Linked DNA regions of Mus musculus: region 2 is linked to region 1. A link is a loop called in an ENCODE intact Hi-C map of the cell type or tissue named here. Cell type or tissue: left cerebral cortex. All regions are shown on one strand.

Region 1 (8,000 bases):
AAGCTCTAGGCTACAGCTTCTGCTGCCAGAAACAGGCTTTGATGTCTGCCTCTATGCCATCCCCTGAAGGATGTATGCTCTGGGCTGACCTGGGTGCCCATTACTTGCTCTTGATTTTAGCATAGAGTTTACAGTACTCTCTGACACTTCTCTGAATCACACACCCACTAGCCCATTGGCAGCTCACAGCCTGCTTTGTTTAGACACAAGCAGGGTATGTGTTGTGAGGATATCTGTGTTCCCCAGTTCTCATAGCCACTGGTTTTGCTCCCTTCTGCATTACCTGTTGCTGGCTTGGGTGGGACTGAAATGTGGGGAGACTCCATCCCATCCCTCCTCTATCCACCAGAGATTGCCTAGGAGGTCCTAGGACCCTACAGCCCCTTCTGCTTAGCCAACTCCCTCCACACCAGCACGTTTGGTTGGACACATCGCCCTGCCTTGCCTGCCTGCCTAGGTGCTGGCTGGCATCAGCTGGTGGTTCCAAGGCCACTTCCTGGGTTGGAGTGGGAGGAGGCAGAAGGTGCAAACAGGTCCCTGGGAAAACTCTGGTACTCCAGTCCAGCAGAGATGTGGGACTGCCCGGGTTGCCCTTGAAGCTACAAAGCCCACTCTCTTGGGCAACTCTTGGAGCAGGTTAAACAGAGGCATGGCCCCTTTGTGATCAGTCCCTTGTTGCCTTGGGGGGGGGGGATCCCGAGCAGTTGCCTAGTCCTGCCATTCATTGGGTTAGAGGGGTCAAAGGGTTCGATGTCGGGGAACTGGCTGTCTAACTGCAGCGGGTGGAGGGGGCGGGGCAAGTGCATCTATTTCAGCCAAGGAATCGTGTGATAGGAAACGGTGACAATGAGTCACAGGGCAGCGGGGAGCGAGCCCCCCCCCCCTCCGCCCCCCGCACACGCTCGCGGGATGGTTTCTGAGGCGAGCGTGGCCCACTTCAGTTACCTCAGCGTTACACAATCCCCGCCCGCCCGCCCGCCCGCTTGCCTGCCCGCCCGCCCGCGCGGGGGAGGGGCCGCCGGCCCGGGCTGGCTCGAGGGCCTTATGCAACCAGTGCTCTCCTGACCTAATTCCAGGCGGGACCCACCCCACAGGGAGCCTCGGCCCCGGAAGGGACAACTCCCAGAGGCGGGAGCCACGGACTCAGGCGCCCGCAAGCCACCTCCGGTTGGTAAAAGCCAGGAGGACCGCGCGGGAGTTTGGAAAATAGTGCCAAGTTCTTCTGCTGATAGGGGAGGTACCGGCAGGTGTAAGAGCGAGCTCCAAAGTGTCCAGGAAAGACCGTGAACTAGAGACAGTGACACTGAGCAAGACCGAAACAGCGACAAAACTGAGAAAAAAAATGCGCAAAAAAGAGACGAACGGGATAAACTAAGAAACTGGAACCAGGAGGTATAGGAGCAGGAAAGCAAGCAGGAGAGAGGGAAAGAGCACGAGAAAAGAAAAAAAAAGCTATAGGACCAATCAGAAGACTGAGACACAGCTTTTAAAAAAAAGCTAAAGTAGGGAAGACAAACTCCTTGCAATGCCCCCTCCCTCCTCCTCGTGGGCCACGGGCTCTTCCCTCGCCACCCCACCCCCCAGCCCGCGCGCGCGCGCGCGCGCGCGAAACCAAATCAGTCCGGTCCGTCCCCCCGCCCCCGCCTCCCAGCAGGGATCGCTCCCCCGCCCCCCTCGCGTGGCGAGCAAGCCCGCACGGCCCCTGTGGCGGCGCATGGGGGGTGGGGGGGACTCACCTAGACGAACAGCCTCGTTGTACTTGAGCAGAGCTGCCTCCACCTGGTGCTCGCGGAACAGCCGGTTGCCCTCGTGCCGGAGTTGCGACGCCCGCGCGGGGCCCGGGAACAACTTGCCCAGGAGGCCGCTGAGTACCACGTTAACTCGCAGTTGCAGGGGCGCCGGCTGCCCCGCGCGCCGCGGCCCGCGTGCCCTCCCACTGGCCGCCATCAGAGCGGAGAGCTTGACCCCGCACAGAGCGCAGCGCCGATCGGCGGCTCGCCCGCGCTCCAGGCACAGTTTACAAAAGGTGTGGCCGCACCACAGGGACACCGGGTCTGAGAGAAACCCGTGACACTTCTTGCACTTAAAGCCATCCCATACCTCGGGGGCCACGGCCGCGGCCTCCCCTGCCTCTTTCAGCGCCGCGGCGCAGCAGCTCGAAGTGCCGCTCGAGTCGGAGGCCAGCTCCTCTTGCGGGACACTGTCGGCCAAGCAGCGCACTAGCTGCTCCAGCTGCTCCGCTACGAGCTGCTGCCTCTCGGAGAGCTGTCGGTACACCTCGAGGGCTTCCCGAAGGTGCCCCTCAGATGCCAAGGCATCCGCCTGCGTGAGCAGGACTTTGCACTCCAGCGGTGTCGGGACCGCCAGAGGCAGGCTTTGCTCGGGCTCTTGAGCCCCGAGAGCTTGGGAGCCCTCGGGTGTCACCTCCTCCGGGTGGGCGGCTGACTGCCCTGCGGCCGCTGATGTCCCCGGCTCCTCCGGCTCCGCCAGCTCCAAGTTGTTGCTGCCGAGCTCGGCGGACAAGCTCACCATCTGTGCGGTCTGAAGGGAATCCATTGAGAGAAGGAACTGCGGAGGTTGGAGTGAGGAGAGGCGTCTAGGAACAGGGAACTAGCAGGAAAGAGCGGCGGCTGGGAGCGGGCTGCGCGAGCGAGAAGGCGGGATCGCCGCGCGCGCGAGTCTGCCTCGCCTCCCGAGCTCCATGCCGGCTGCCCCGCGCTGCCTAATAACTGTCTTGTCTCAGCGAAGCGTTATATAAAACGCAACCACGTGACTCCTACCACGCTGCTCATTGGCCGGCAGCGGGGAAATTGTTACAAAACCAGACAGTTTTGTAACAGCTTTGCGCTTGCTTCTTTTGGCTTGGCTTTTCTTGGCTTGTTTTTTGAGGTTGTTTGCATTTACTCTTTCTTTCTCACTTGTGATTTTGGGTCCTTTCTGGACTGGGGAGAGGTACACAACCTCTTCTTCCACGCTTTTCCAGCTCTAAACTCTTTGCCATCCCACCTCAAAAGTAGTCTGCAAACAGGTCCGCTCTGCCAGCCGCTTGTTGGAGTCCCCCCGCCCGAGAGAGGCCGGTCCCTATCGGCTCCAGTCACAGAAGTTGCTGGAATGCCAGGCTCCCCTCCAGGGGGCGATGGCTGATGTCTGCAAAGGCACCTAGGGACACCCAAGAAGTCCTCATTTGTTCCCTAGAAGAGCGTTAAGTGCCCCTGCTGAAGCTCCTGGGTTTCCTGAGGGATTCCCCCAAAAGAGACTTAGTGCAGTTTTAGGAGAGTTCTTTGTTTCTTACCAAGACAGCGAATCATGAGCAAATGGTCCAGCGGATAAAACAAGTTAGGCAGTCCGTGCTGGGCAGCAAGGGAAGAACGCACATCTTATAATCCTATATTAGATTGCTCATTGGGACCCCAGGGAGGCGCCCTCCGGTTCTCCTCCTCTTCCCTCCCACCCCCAACTCAGGGACCAGTGCTGGAGCGGGCACCCCCCTGGAGATTCACTGGCTCCAGGACCCAGAGACCAGATGGGCACCACCTTGAGAGCTGAGTTTGCTGAGTTCGCTGTAAACTCGGGGGGGGGGGCGGGGGGGGAGCGTGAGGGAAGCAGAGGGAAGATACAAGCCCAAGACAGCAAATCCAGAAAAAAAAATCAGAGAATTCAGTCACAGCCCAGCTGCTAAACAGCCTCCAGGTTCACAGAAGCTGACTTCTGGCAGGCCGTGCCTAACCTTAGGGTTTGTGCCCTTGCGCTAGGTTGAACACAAGTTGTAGTGCCTGGCTTGGGCTGAGGAGTGGGGCGGGAAATTCCCAACCAGGCACCCCTTAAAAAAATGCCAGACTGCTCACAAACTACACAAGGATTTGTTTACTGCTGGCCTTTGCATTTCAGACAAGAGCCATGAACAAAATGAACCGGCAGGGTTCTGGAGTACCCCACTTCAGGATAGACTGCTTCAAGAAGGAAGGCTGAGTTCAGTCAGGCTTGCTCTCAATTGTCTTCCTCCTCCCTCCCGCGCCTACAGGTCCTGGAGAGTGCTCAAATTAAGATTCCAAGCTGAGTGTCTCCAAGTTGCCTCCTGCTGTGGTCATTTAGCTGGGGGGTCTTGGGCAATATCATCTAAACCTATTATTTTCACTTCTAAACAAATGTCTGGGATGGTTTTAGCTGGGATTAAGTCTTGTTTCAGAGCTGGAATGATAGACTCTTTGCCAGCATTGAGGTCCTTAATCCAGCCTTAAGCCAACAAACACCAAGATCCTGGAGAATAAGTATAGACAATGTGCAGCACACTTCAGGGCAGCCCCCCCCCCCCCCGGTCAGACAGGACACGGAGGGACAGAGTAGAGAAGGGAGGCAGTTCATAGACTAGAAAGAGAGCAAGAAAAGAAAGGCTCAGGATTCAATCAGGAAGGCAGGAAAACAACACAGGAAAACTTGGTCTAGCTTTGGCTTTGCTGAACAAATCCTTGGGGTCCTAAAGTTTCCTCCAGCCCTAACCTTGAGTATTCTTGATCCTAAAACCAGATTTCAGGCGTTAACTACTGAATCTCAAATAACTATTCCATATTCCATGGCAGGTTTGGGGAGGTGGGGCATGCTTGGGGCTAAAGACTGAATTCAGCAGCAGCTACAGAGGAGCACGGGGCTCCAAAGGCTATCCTCTATCATGATTCTGAAGCTAGGGAGCCCATCAGGAGACTGACCAGGAGATGGAGGAGGTGGAGAAAAGTCAGTAGAGAAGAAGCTGCAGTTTCTGGTGGCTTGCTATCTGGAGCTGGGACAATCATTTCACTCCTTAGTTTACTCTGCTATCAAATGGAATTCCCAGAACTAGTTATATGTCTACCACTTCTGATACCTATAAAGAAGGACAATCTGCAGGGCATGAAGAGATTCATTTGAAAGGACCATGACACCGGTAACAAGAAACCTCTTAATTTAAAAGCATCATCCCTTTGACATCTCCAAAACATTATCCCAAATTGTCTTCCAAATGCAGTGGTGAGGATGTGCCTTGCTTCTTAAACCACTCTGTTTAATACACTCCTTAAATTTATCCCTCTGTAACCTACAGGTCATGGGGAAACAAGAATGTCAGGCTGGGCAGATGGTCACAGTCCTGCCTGCATGAGGAAGGATGTGCTTTCAAGGCCTCTTCTGGACACCTGCATTTACAGGGTGCTGACCATGAATTTGGTTAGGAATGGTTCTGATTATTAGGGTAATAGAGGGGCCTCTGGTGCAAAAGGCAGTTGCAACTAGCTGGCTGCTGACCAGACCAGATTCTATAGAAGAACTTTACATTGTGAACCAATGTAGTAGACTACATCCAACGAGCATTCTACAGAATGCTGGGGAAACTACCACGGTGTTTTTCTTTTCTTCTTTATGTAAGTTAAACAAACACTAGTTTCATATATGTTTGTGAATCAAGGTGGAAGTCTCCTACTGAAAATAACCTCTTCCATGCTTCCCCAGTAATAACTGGAGGATTCCTGGAGTAAGGATAGGTGGAGAGAGTTGCCAACCTTTTCTTTTCAGATGCACATATTCCCCTACCGAAAGATTCTATTCTATTTATTTTATTAAGATTGCACATAGCCAAAGTGAACTGGGGAGAAAGCAAAAATTGAAACACTTCTCATTTTTACCAGCTACAAGAAAAGTTTTTCAGTTGGGCTCTGTAGAATCTCCCTGTGTCCCAGAGGGGAGTCTAAGCAGAACTGGACCCCCCCCCACCTCGCTCCTCTCCTCAACCAAGACAGCTTCATACCCACCTCATTTGAGATACAATTTCATTAAGGATTTCTCTTTAAAATAAAACTTTGAGAGTCATGGGCATTTTCATATATTTATATTTAATAGTGCCTATGTAGCAGACTGTATTCCAGGGACTGAAGCTTTTGTTAAGCAACCCTTAGCTCTCAGGTGTTTTCTTTTTGGATAGTAGTACATCTTGTCTCCCATGTTTCTGTATTGACTTTCTGAGAAAACTAGAAACCCGTGAAGACAAAAAAAAAAAAAAAAAAAAAAAAAACAACAGCAATCCTCCTCACAATACATTTCTGGAACAGGTTTTATTACACATAATAATGGAAACCCTAGTACAAGCTGGAAACATTCAGAGGGTCAAGCAGACATCCAGCTGCGCTCACTGTACCTCTGCCCCCCGATCTATTCATAAAAAGAAGGGAGCAGGTGTATAGATAATATTTTACATTCCTGGGATGAAAGAGTTCAAAGTCAAGGATATGGGTGGCAAGTAAATAACATTCTCCTCCACACACACACAAAGCAGAGGAGCTTGGCAACTCACAGACTTTAGCCAAGTTTCTCATTTCAGAACCCAGGATCAATTTCTACCCTTTAAAGACCTTCACACCTTCACATGAGAAAAAGACTGCCCATAGCTATGCAGAAGAGCTCAAGTCTTAGTACTAACATGAAGCTAACTTATCAGTGCCGGTTTTACAAATGAAGAAATGATGTGCCAGGAAACACTAGTGACTTACTACACGTCACAATGGAAGTTCAGGACACAGCTAGGATCGGAAGCCAGGGCTTGTCTCTATGTGAGCTTTCCCATGTGATCATTTTGCTTCCAAAGGACAAAATGCATCTGTCCAAATAAGAAATGATATCAGCTTTCCCATCTTTAAGACTTCCACCAGTTCAACCAATGTGCACTGAATATGTGCTGTGTGCTAATTAAGTTGGCATTTTTGGAGCAATAATATAAGGATGTGATATACACACTCCCTACTCTCCAGGAGTTCCTTGAAGAAATGAGAAGCAAAGCTCTAAAACTATCAGGTGACAACAATAGGCAGTATGGAAAAAGTGTCAAGGCTGGGGAACCAGTGTGTTCATAGGGAGTGCTCAAAGACAACAGAAGGCAGCACTTCCCATCTCACAAAAAGGTGCCTATGAGTTAGGTGGCAGAGGATGTGAACAGCTTCTCAACTCAAAGGGGACTCTTTGACATTGGAGCTGTGTTCCCTGAGAAAGGTGGAACATTCAAAGTTGAGCTGGTCAAGCCCCAGAGTACCTTTTTTTGTGCTGAAGGTTGAACCCAGGGACTCACACAGGGTCAGCAGGTGCTCTACCATTCCATTGTCCTCCTAGCCCAAGCATTTGTGTTAAAACTTCCCAGGCAAATATGATGCTCTATGTGGTCTAGTGTTCACCTGTGGAAAGGATGGGGCATATCTTACTTTCCCCACTTCATACTTGGTATCCCCAAAGGACCCCAGGGATATCAAGAGTTCTTTGCTACAGTTGAGTGGAGGGCAAACTGAAGGGCTAGGGATTTTCAATGGTAAGGTATCCTCCCAAGCAGGAAGCAAAGCAAGATCATAAAATACTAAACTGAGGATGGTTTTCTTTATTTATCCCCAAGACAATTCAGACCTGCTTCCATAGCTAATGAATCTGTTGTCTAATGTAAAAAAAAAAAAAAAGAAAAAAAAAAGAAAAAAAAGAAAAAAAGAAAAAAAAGAGCAAAGTTGTGGAGCTGGTGGCCACAAAGGAAGGCCATGGCAAGGCCTGTGCTGGCAGCAGGCTCTTTTGACTTCACTGTGTGACTTGACCCAAACCACTTTCCCCTTCTAAAGAGTAAGATGTATGTTCTTCACCTATTAATAATGATGTCCAATGTCACTGTCACGATTAGCTCCTAGTGATAGAAAAGGCACAGTCCTGCTATCATTCCTGGGAACAGAAGGGATCCACAGCCATCTGCCAATGATTATGAGGAAAATGTGTGTGTGCCACCTTCAGAATAAGCATCTTCTCTCCAGGAGAAGAATAAACTAGACTGGATTCTGACTTAGGACACAGTGGAACAGTGGATAATGTGTAAGCTCTAGAGGCTCTGTCTGGGAGCATTGTAGCCTTAGGAGAGAAGAAATAAAAGGCAGATTAAAAGATTGCCCCCGGCACAGGCACATATGTAGCAGAGGACTGCCTTGTCTGGCCTCAGTGGGAGAGGATGCGCCTAA
Region 2 (8,000 bases), 66 kb before region 1:
ATATTCTGCCCTGTAATTACTGGAATCGGGGGGAAAATTGCTCACAGCCTACTTGTGAGAAAGAAACTATGGTGCAAAGCAGATGTGATCACTGTGAGTTCTATGGAAGCAGAGGAACTAAACAATATAAGCGCACATCCATCCTTGAGACATAAGCTGCATAGCCTGAGGCAATACACAGAATCAGCCCCTGATGGACTAGCTCATATAATCCATCAGAGACCTTTGGTCATCGCTAGCAGAGGTTCTCATAGATACCCGGGGCAGTAAAACAATAGACGAAGGCTAGGCACAACTCAAGAACATAGGTATTAGGAAAGCAATGTATGATGCTCAGTTCAGAGTACCTGATAGGACAGTGTTTATCAGAGACTTGAGAAAGAACTGGATTCAAGGAGAACCCAGGCACTGGCATAGAGCTTTAGCAGTTTTGCGGAGCCCCTTTGGTGGGACAGGATCTTTATGAGGTAGGAAAGGCTTTGGAGGAGTTAAACAACTTAGGCCAGCAACCAAAAGATGTTCATAATGTGGGAGAGCAACCTAGAGTAAGAGAAAGTTGAATTTGAGAAAGATCTCTTTCTGCGTTACTGGAAGGCAAATGTGGCAAGATTTGTGTTGGGCACAAATCCCTAAGGGGGGTGTATGGCAGGACAAGACTAAGTCAAAGTCGATGGTAAAGAATTTCTGGAAGACTTTAAAGACTGAGAAGCAGATTGGAGAAAGCCTTGATTATGGAAAGAAAGAAAGAAAGAAAGAGAGAGAGAGAGAGAGAGAGAGAGAGAGAGAGAGAGAGAGAGAGAGAGAGAAAGAGAGGGAAGGGAGAGGGAGAGAGAATAAGAAGAGAAAAAGAAACAATACAGGTGAAGATTAAGCTTGTTCAGGGATGGACCATTACTTCTCCAGACTAAGCAGAATATCATGCATATTGCTGAAATGTATGCTATGGGTGGAGATGGTTTGCCCATCCTGGGTCTCTTCCAGAAGTCAGGTGAATGGAGAGGTTGAAGCTGCAGCTCCAGCCCGTGTCAATCCAGACTTTCTCTGACCCAAGGGACCGGCCTGAGCAGCAAGAACAGCAGGAGACCTGGACCTCACTTACCATTCATTAGCTCTGAGCAGGCCTGAGCCACATGAGCCAGCCTCACCAAGCTCCTCAGAGCTGGAGAAATACGGAGAGGTTCCATAGGACAGCTCCAGGGTGTGGAAATGGAATGGCTCCGAAGGACCGAGGGTTGTGGAAACCTAACTCACTGCCTCCTACTAAGCTCCTGTACCCAGCATGTATCTGTGAAGGAAACAATTGATACAAATGGCTAGAATCTTCTCTTGTTGTGTTAGACCTTGCTTATGTTTGACTAGTATCTCTTTAGTTGTGGCCTTCTGTGAATATGAACTCTCAAAGTGCTTTACCAAGGTTATCTCCACAGCGCCACCATTCATTATGTGATGGCACATGGACTTGGCACCACTGTTCTGTGGACTCTATGCATAACGGCTTTGTTACATATGGGTACCCTAACTCTGATCCTGAGCGTTTTGCAGATTCAGAGACTCATTTAAGATACACGAGAGTGTACCTAAAGAAGTGAGCATAGGGAATAGTTCACAAAGGCCAGGGGTTACCCCCGAAGCATTATGGTTGTGTATGGCTCAAAGGATAACAAACAACAAAGTGGCTGAGGGAAACTTTACGATAGCTTGGGTCTGTAAATGTTGAAGTGTATCTAAAGGGTAGCCATGGATGCTCTCAGGAGCTGTAAGGTGGTTAATTAGACATCCCAGGGCTGGAAGTGGGTTTCTTCTCTAGCAATCGGTGGCTGCAGAGGCCACAGAGGCCCCCAAACAATAAAGACTATTGCTACAGTTGTTGATTGCATTCCAGAACTGAATGGTTAGAACCTATTGCTGAAGAGGTTATATACTTTGGCTGCTGTGCTTTGAGAAATAAAGCTAGAACAGGGCCCGACGTGTCTTCTCCCTTCCCTTTCCTTCCTCAAATCCGTTCATGCACCCCCTTGTTCTTTCTCTCAAATTCATGGCCTCTTTTATGTTGTTATTCTACATGCATGCACACCACACACACACACACACACACGCACGCACGCATGCACGCACGCGCGCGCACACAAATATGTAACTAGAAGCTCAGTTCATAAAATGTTACTTGTTTGTATATGATTTCTGAGCTGACCACCTAACTATTGGATCGGCTCTGTTTTGATTTAGTTGTTTCTTTGTTGATTCCTTTTTTATCTTTTTGAGTCATCTCTTTATATTCTAGATACTAATCCTTCTCCACATGTACAGGCGACAAAGATTTTCTCCCATTCTGCCGATATCTCTTCATGTGACTAACAAGCTCTTTTGTTGTGTTGAGGCTTCGTTTTATGAGGTCCTGTTTGTCAACTGTAAGCTTCATTTCAGTGATTTAGGTGTTCTATTTTTCACAGTTTCAAAGTTTCAGGTCTTTTATATTATGGTCTTTGGTGCATTTGGATCTCGGTTTTGTTCAGGGTAAGGGATACATATCTGGTCTCATTCTTGTACATGCAGGCATCCAGATTTCACAACATCACTTGTTTAAAAGTTTTTTTCTCCCATTTTTACATTCTTGTCTAGAAGCAAATGACTAAAGTTGTACAGGATTAAGTTCTCTACTGAAGTATCCATTATCTGTTTTTGTGTCAGTACCACATTATTTTGTTACTGTGTCATGAAATCGAGTATGGTGATACCTCCTGCAATATTATTTTTGCTTATGATTTCCCTTAGATGTCTTTTGTTTCCATAGAAAATTTGAGGTTTTATATATATATAAAGTCAAGGACATTCCTTAATATATAGAATATATAATTACATATATTAATTATATATTAAGGAATGTCCTTGACTATTCCATGTTTCTCACAGGAAGCTCAATTAGAACAGGAATCTTGTTAATATTGTGCTACACTGTGTCCCCAGCATGTGATACACAAACACATCCTGTGAAGTGGACAGTGGGACAAAAAATAGCCCTCCCGAGGCAAGAATACAAAAAGGAAGGTGGGCTGAAGTTCTGATTGGTCTAAGGGCACTGCGCATCAGTGATTGTCATATGTAAAACAAATGATTATTCAACATTTAAAAAAATGTAGCAGCCCAACAGAAGCTCACGGTCTTTTTAAAAAATAACATAGCTTCACTGTATTTCAAGCTTCCCATTAGAGGCTATGGCACACTCCTAGTGCATTTTTTAAAGATGGCCACTAGATGGAGAACTATGGCTCTATATCAGAATAGATGCCTGGCTTTGCATTAACAGCAAAGAGGAAAGTAATGAAAAGATGTGGTGTGTGTGTGTGTGTGTGTGTGTGTGTGTGTGTGTGTGTGTGCATGTGCGTGCGCGCGCTATTTTTCTTGTTTATTCTGACTTCAGATTGTCCCATTTCAAGAAGGTTTTGGGTTGTTTTTCTTCTTGTCCTACGTTCATAACAAAAGTACATCAACTTTAAAGTTTTCCCCATCACCTAACCCACCTCTGCAAGCTCCACCAGATCCTCTTACTTCCTGGTCAGCACTTTCCTGACCATTTTCCTCTTATCTTTCCTTTTCTCTGCTAGTCATACTCCCTCAGTTTTGTTACATTTAAAATGAGGGCAAGCATAACATCGTTGAGAGGGTGTTGAAAAAAAATTACAAAGCACATTTTACTGGTCTGATTTGGTATGTAGTGTCTTCTTATAGTCTCACAACAATCTACTCTGATCCACACTGAAATGGAAGCTGCTTCGTTCAAACAAACATAGTCACAGGCATACCTATTTTCAGAAGTGTGTTATATAAAGGGAACTATGCTCAAATAACGTTTGGAAGGAAGAGCCACATGCACAGATGCCCTGCCTTATGTTGTGCCTCACTCACGAGTCTTTGAGTGAAGTCGAACGGGGAGATACAAAGAAGTAGGTACAAAGAACTGGGGGGAAGGAGTTTCCCAGGACCCCCACCAGCTTGCAGTGTTAGAGCCAAGCAGCCCGCTTATCCTTCAGAACCTCTCACTGTAAGTGTGTCTTGTGGATCCATGCAGGACAAAAAAGGCAGGCAGAGAAAGAATAGGAAGACCCAGGCAAGGTTATATCATCAGCAATCCCAGTTCGTAGCAATGAGAACAAAATTCAGGTCACATACACAGATAGACAGAAGGCAGTCAGATAGAAAGCAACCAGATTTTCCTTGTCTTTCATTTCCAATGGTTAGCAAAGGGGGCTGTCTTTATTTTGCTTAGTTTATTTTTATTCAAATATTTGTTCATTTTGAGACAGGTTATCTCTAGCTCACCTGGAATTCTCTATATAGAGCAGGCTGCCTTAAACTTACAGAAATCTGCCTGTATCTGCTTCCTGAGTGCTGGGATTCAAGGCTTATGCCACCTTACCTTATTATTATTATTTTTTAATCTTTAATCGTTTCTTTACAGTCCAGTTGTTATCCCCCTCCTGTTCTGCCTTCTGACAGTTCCTCATCCCTTTCCTCCTCCCCCCAGTCCCTTAAAGGATGTCCCCACATCCCCATATACCCCCACACCCCACCAGACAGTCCTCTGCTGTATATGTGTTGGGGGACTCATATCAGTCCTCTGGTGTAGGCTGCCCAGTTGATGGCTCAGTGTCTGAGAGATCTTAGGGGTCTAGGTTAATTGAGGCTTCTGGTCCTCCTACAGGGTCGCCCTCCTCCTCAGCTTCTTCCAGCTTTTTCCTAATTCAACCACAGGGGTCCCTGGCTTCTTTCTGTCCATTGGTTGGGTATAAGTATCTGTGTTGGTCTCAGTCAGTCAGCTGCTTGTTGGGCCTCTCAGAGAACAGCCATGCTAGGCTCCTGTCTGTAAGCACACCACAGCATCAGTAAGAGCTTCAGACCTTGGAGCCCCCCCCCAGGCTTCTCTTAAACTCATCATCTTCCTGCCTTAGTCTCCTCAGTGCTAGGCTAGCAGCTATGCAACTCTATGCCAGGTCAGGAGTTCTTGGTTCTCGAGTGGACTATGCAGAGAGTCATTGATGGTGGCATTGCAAATGAAAATGACTGTAACTAAAGAAAATGAACATCAAGTCTAGCTCAGGAAGCCCTATGCCAGCAACCAAACAATTCCCTGTGCAGTTCAGGCCACTAGTCCATGCACTGAGCTAATTCACTTTCAAAAGGGCATTTGGTACTGCTTGGCAAAATATTGCCACATCATAGCACTGACCTTCTGGGAGTCAAACGAGGGTGCACATACATTGTCATAGACAGGTAACTGAACATGTGTTTGGGAGCGGGCTAAAAGCAGTGCTCTTCCATGGCTTCTGCTTCAGTTCCTGTCTCCAGGTTCCACTATGGCTTCCCTTGATGATGGGCTGTAATTTTGAAGCTGGAATGGACCCTCTCCCCAAGTGACTTTTGGCTATGGTGTTTATCACAGCAACAGGCTAGGCTGTTAGCTCAGAAATGTGTCATGGGCTGGGTAGATGGAGACACATCAGTTTGGTGAGGATAAGAGAACACAGGCTTGGAGATAGGCATGCCTACGTGGTGAGAACAACCAAGAGTCCACTCAAACAGCACACCTAAGAAAGCTCCCTGCAAAAAAACTTTCTTGGGAAAGGGTGATCTGAATAAGAAAAAAGCATTTTTTTTTCCATTCAGGAGTGGAAGTAGAGCTATCAGCTAGGCCCTGAGGTTGCTAGGAGCTGCTCTGGCAATGGTTGCGACACTAAAGTAGGTCTTGGTGTTCTGCTGAACATAATAACACAGGACGCCAGCATCAGACAAGGCAGCTCTGTGACTATGATGGATCCAGACAAAAGCAAGAGCACTCTATAATGTCTGAATTCAGACAGACTATGAATACTGCCCAAGCCACTGCAGTGACAAAACACCCCTCTCCCAGATCCTGTGTGCCTGCTGCTGCTTGCCCCATAGACCTTTAGCTCTGGTCTAGTCTGCCCTCTTACTGAATAAGATTTTATCAAGATCCTCTTGTTACAGAACGTGTGTGCCTTCTGACACGCCCAATCTAGAGCAAACCACAACTCACTTCCTCCAAACCACCCAACCAAAGTCCAAATCCCATAATATCCTGGGGTTGAGCTGCTTCAGTTAGTGCTCTATGGTCTCCCTCAGTGCAATAAGCAGGAAACTCATTTTGATGGAATGTGTGTGTGTGTGTGTGTGTGTGTGTGTGTGTGTTGACAGTGTCACCAAATGATTAAGACAATCACCAAATGCAGAGACAATCTTCTTGTACAGATTCATTTGAAAAATTCCGGAAGCAATAGCATCTGAAATGACAGAGACAATAATCATAAGGAACTGTAGGGACAGAAGAGGGACTTCTTTGCACAAGCCTTTTTTTTTTTTAACAGCTATTGTCTGTTAGGAACTGGGAGTGAAACGACAGACAGGCACAGAGACAGAGAGTCCCTGACTCTCCTGAGAGGTTGTCTAGCCTGGGAGTTGAGAACACAGCTTGTAGAGCCAGCTGCCTGGGTTCTTATTCCAGCTCTGCCACTCACCAGCTGGCAACAAAACACAATCCCACAATCCACTGTGCATAGTAATTTCCTATTTTCCTGGTCACCCTCCAGTGAGGGAGGTGACTCAGCTATCCTCACTGCTTTTCCCACACCAACACTTGGGCCTCGTCTTTCTACCTCCCAACAGACATTCGCCCAAGACTGAGTTTTCTCTGTGATTATGGCAAAGGGCCCAAGGGAAAAAGGTCCAGATTTTAGTCTGGTTAAATACAAAGCTCAGCGTAATTTACTTATGGTCTTAGTGCCTGCAGAAAAATTACAGCTGACGTTCATGAAAGGAACTCCCTTCTGGGTGATTATTGCTTTTTTTCTTCCTTTATGATTAACACTTATTTATTTGTGTAAATGTCTGTGGGTATGTGTTATAATGCATGTGTTGAGATCATAGGACAATCTGCAGAGTTGGGTCTCTCCTTCTGCAGTATGCGTGCTAGGGACCAAGCTTGTCGTTAGTGTTGGCAGCAATTCCTTGTACCCACTTCGCTGTTTTGCCACCCCTCACTTCTGAATGTTTCTTAAAAGCTTAATAAGGACATGGATTTTATGACATGCTCCCTTGGCCCATTCTCAGTTGTATTTTGAAAATTTCATATGAGTACAGATAGCCTTATTATCAAGAAGTGAACGGCCTGTTTGAGAGACAGAAGATCACTAACAAATGGAGCAAGAACACAGCTGAGAGGAATGTGTGATAAACTCCATGGCCCTTCTTTCCCAGACCCCCTCACAGTCCCTCCCCTTTTCCTCTGAGCAGGTGGGGGCCCCCGGGTATCCCCCCACCCTGGCATATCAAGTCTCCGTGGAGCTAGGTGCATTCTCACCCACTGAGGCCAGACAAGGAAACCCAGTTGGGAAAATGGATTTTGAAAGGCCACCTGCAATTCTTGATTCACCAGGCCTTCTCACGGAGAGTTCTGTGTTGATCAGGCGACACCAGGGAAGCTTTGTGCAGAAAGAGGGGCAGAATAAAATAAAATTTAGGTCAAAGCTGTTTCCTCTGCCCTAACGGCATTTCAGAGCATAACTTCTCTTTCATATGAAATGATTAGGATTGTTAAATAATTTTCAGACCACGAGAGCCACTCAAGTGTGTTTCCCAAAAGCGGTGCTTGAAATGGACGCATTTTTACTGCAATCTCAGCTTCCCTGTAAAAATACTGCCAAGCAGTCAATGGCAGGGACTTCAGATATACGTTTTCCTATGCCAAGAAACAGATAACCAAGAAACAGAACCAGTCACAAGTGGATGAAGACCTGCTAGCTCTGATTTGAGGAGTATGCGGGCATCATTCCTATGTTTCTCCCATTCCCAAACTCCCATTGTACTCTGAACTTCTATGAGACCAAAGGTTTCTAAACCTATTACTATTTTAGTCTCCAGTCTTTATAAAGGCACTCTTCATTCCAACCTGTACGCATTCATTACAGTTCCTAAACATAGTGGTGAAT

What was found. A loop is a pair of places that touch in the nucleus more often than their neighbours do. Peaks named below come from ENCODE experiments on the same cell type or tissue, not always from the same donor. Only the 100,000 strongest peaks of a DNase experiment are listed, where the experiment ranks them.
Region 2: a loop joins it to region 1, with 2.8 times the contacts of the local background. A loop is called at or near these places in 3 of 42 quality-filtered maps.

What each region holds. Positions count from the first base shown.
Region 1 is chrX:36,323,136-36,331,135 of GRCm38, reverse strand. It overlaps Lonrf3 (LON peptidase N-terminal domain and ring finger 3), which reads right to left and starts at 2,727. Exons shown (of 11, transcript NM_028894.1): 1 at 1,737-2,727. The coding sequence starts at 2,556. In left cerebral cortex, a CTCF peak has its summit at 3,121 (motif pointing right); DNase peaks (open chromatin) are centred at 1,154, 1,874, 2,260 and 2,715; H3K4me3 peaks cover 2,901 bases; H3K27ac peaks cover 1,074 bases.
Region 2 is chrX:36,388,729-36,396,728 of GRCm38, reverse strand. No RefSeq gene overlaps it. Among named protein-coding and RNA genes, the nearest start is that of Gm6268, 11 kb to the left of the region's middle. In left cerebral cortex, a CTCF peak has its summit at 3,220 (motif pointing right); DNase peaks (open chromatin) are centred at 3,302, 3,826, 5,764 and 6,577; H3K27ac peaks cover 341 bases.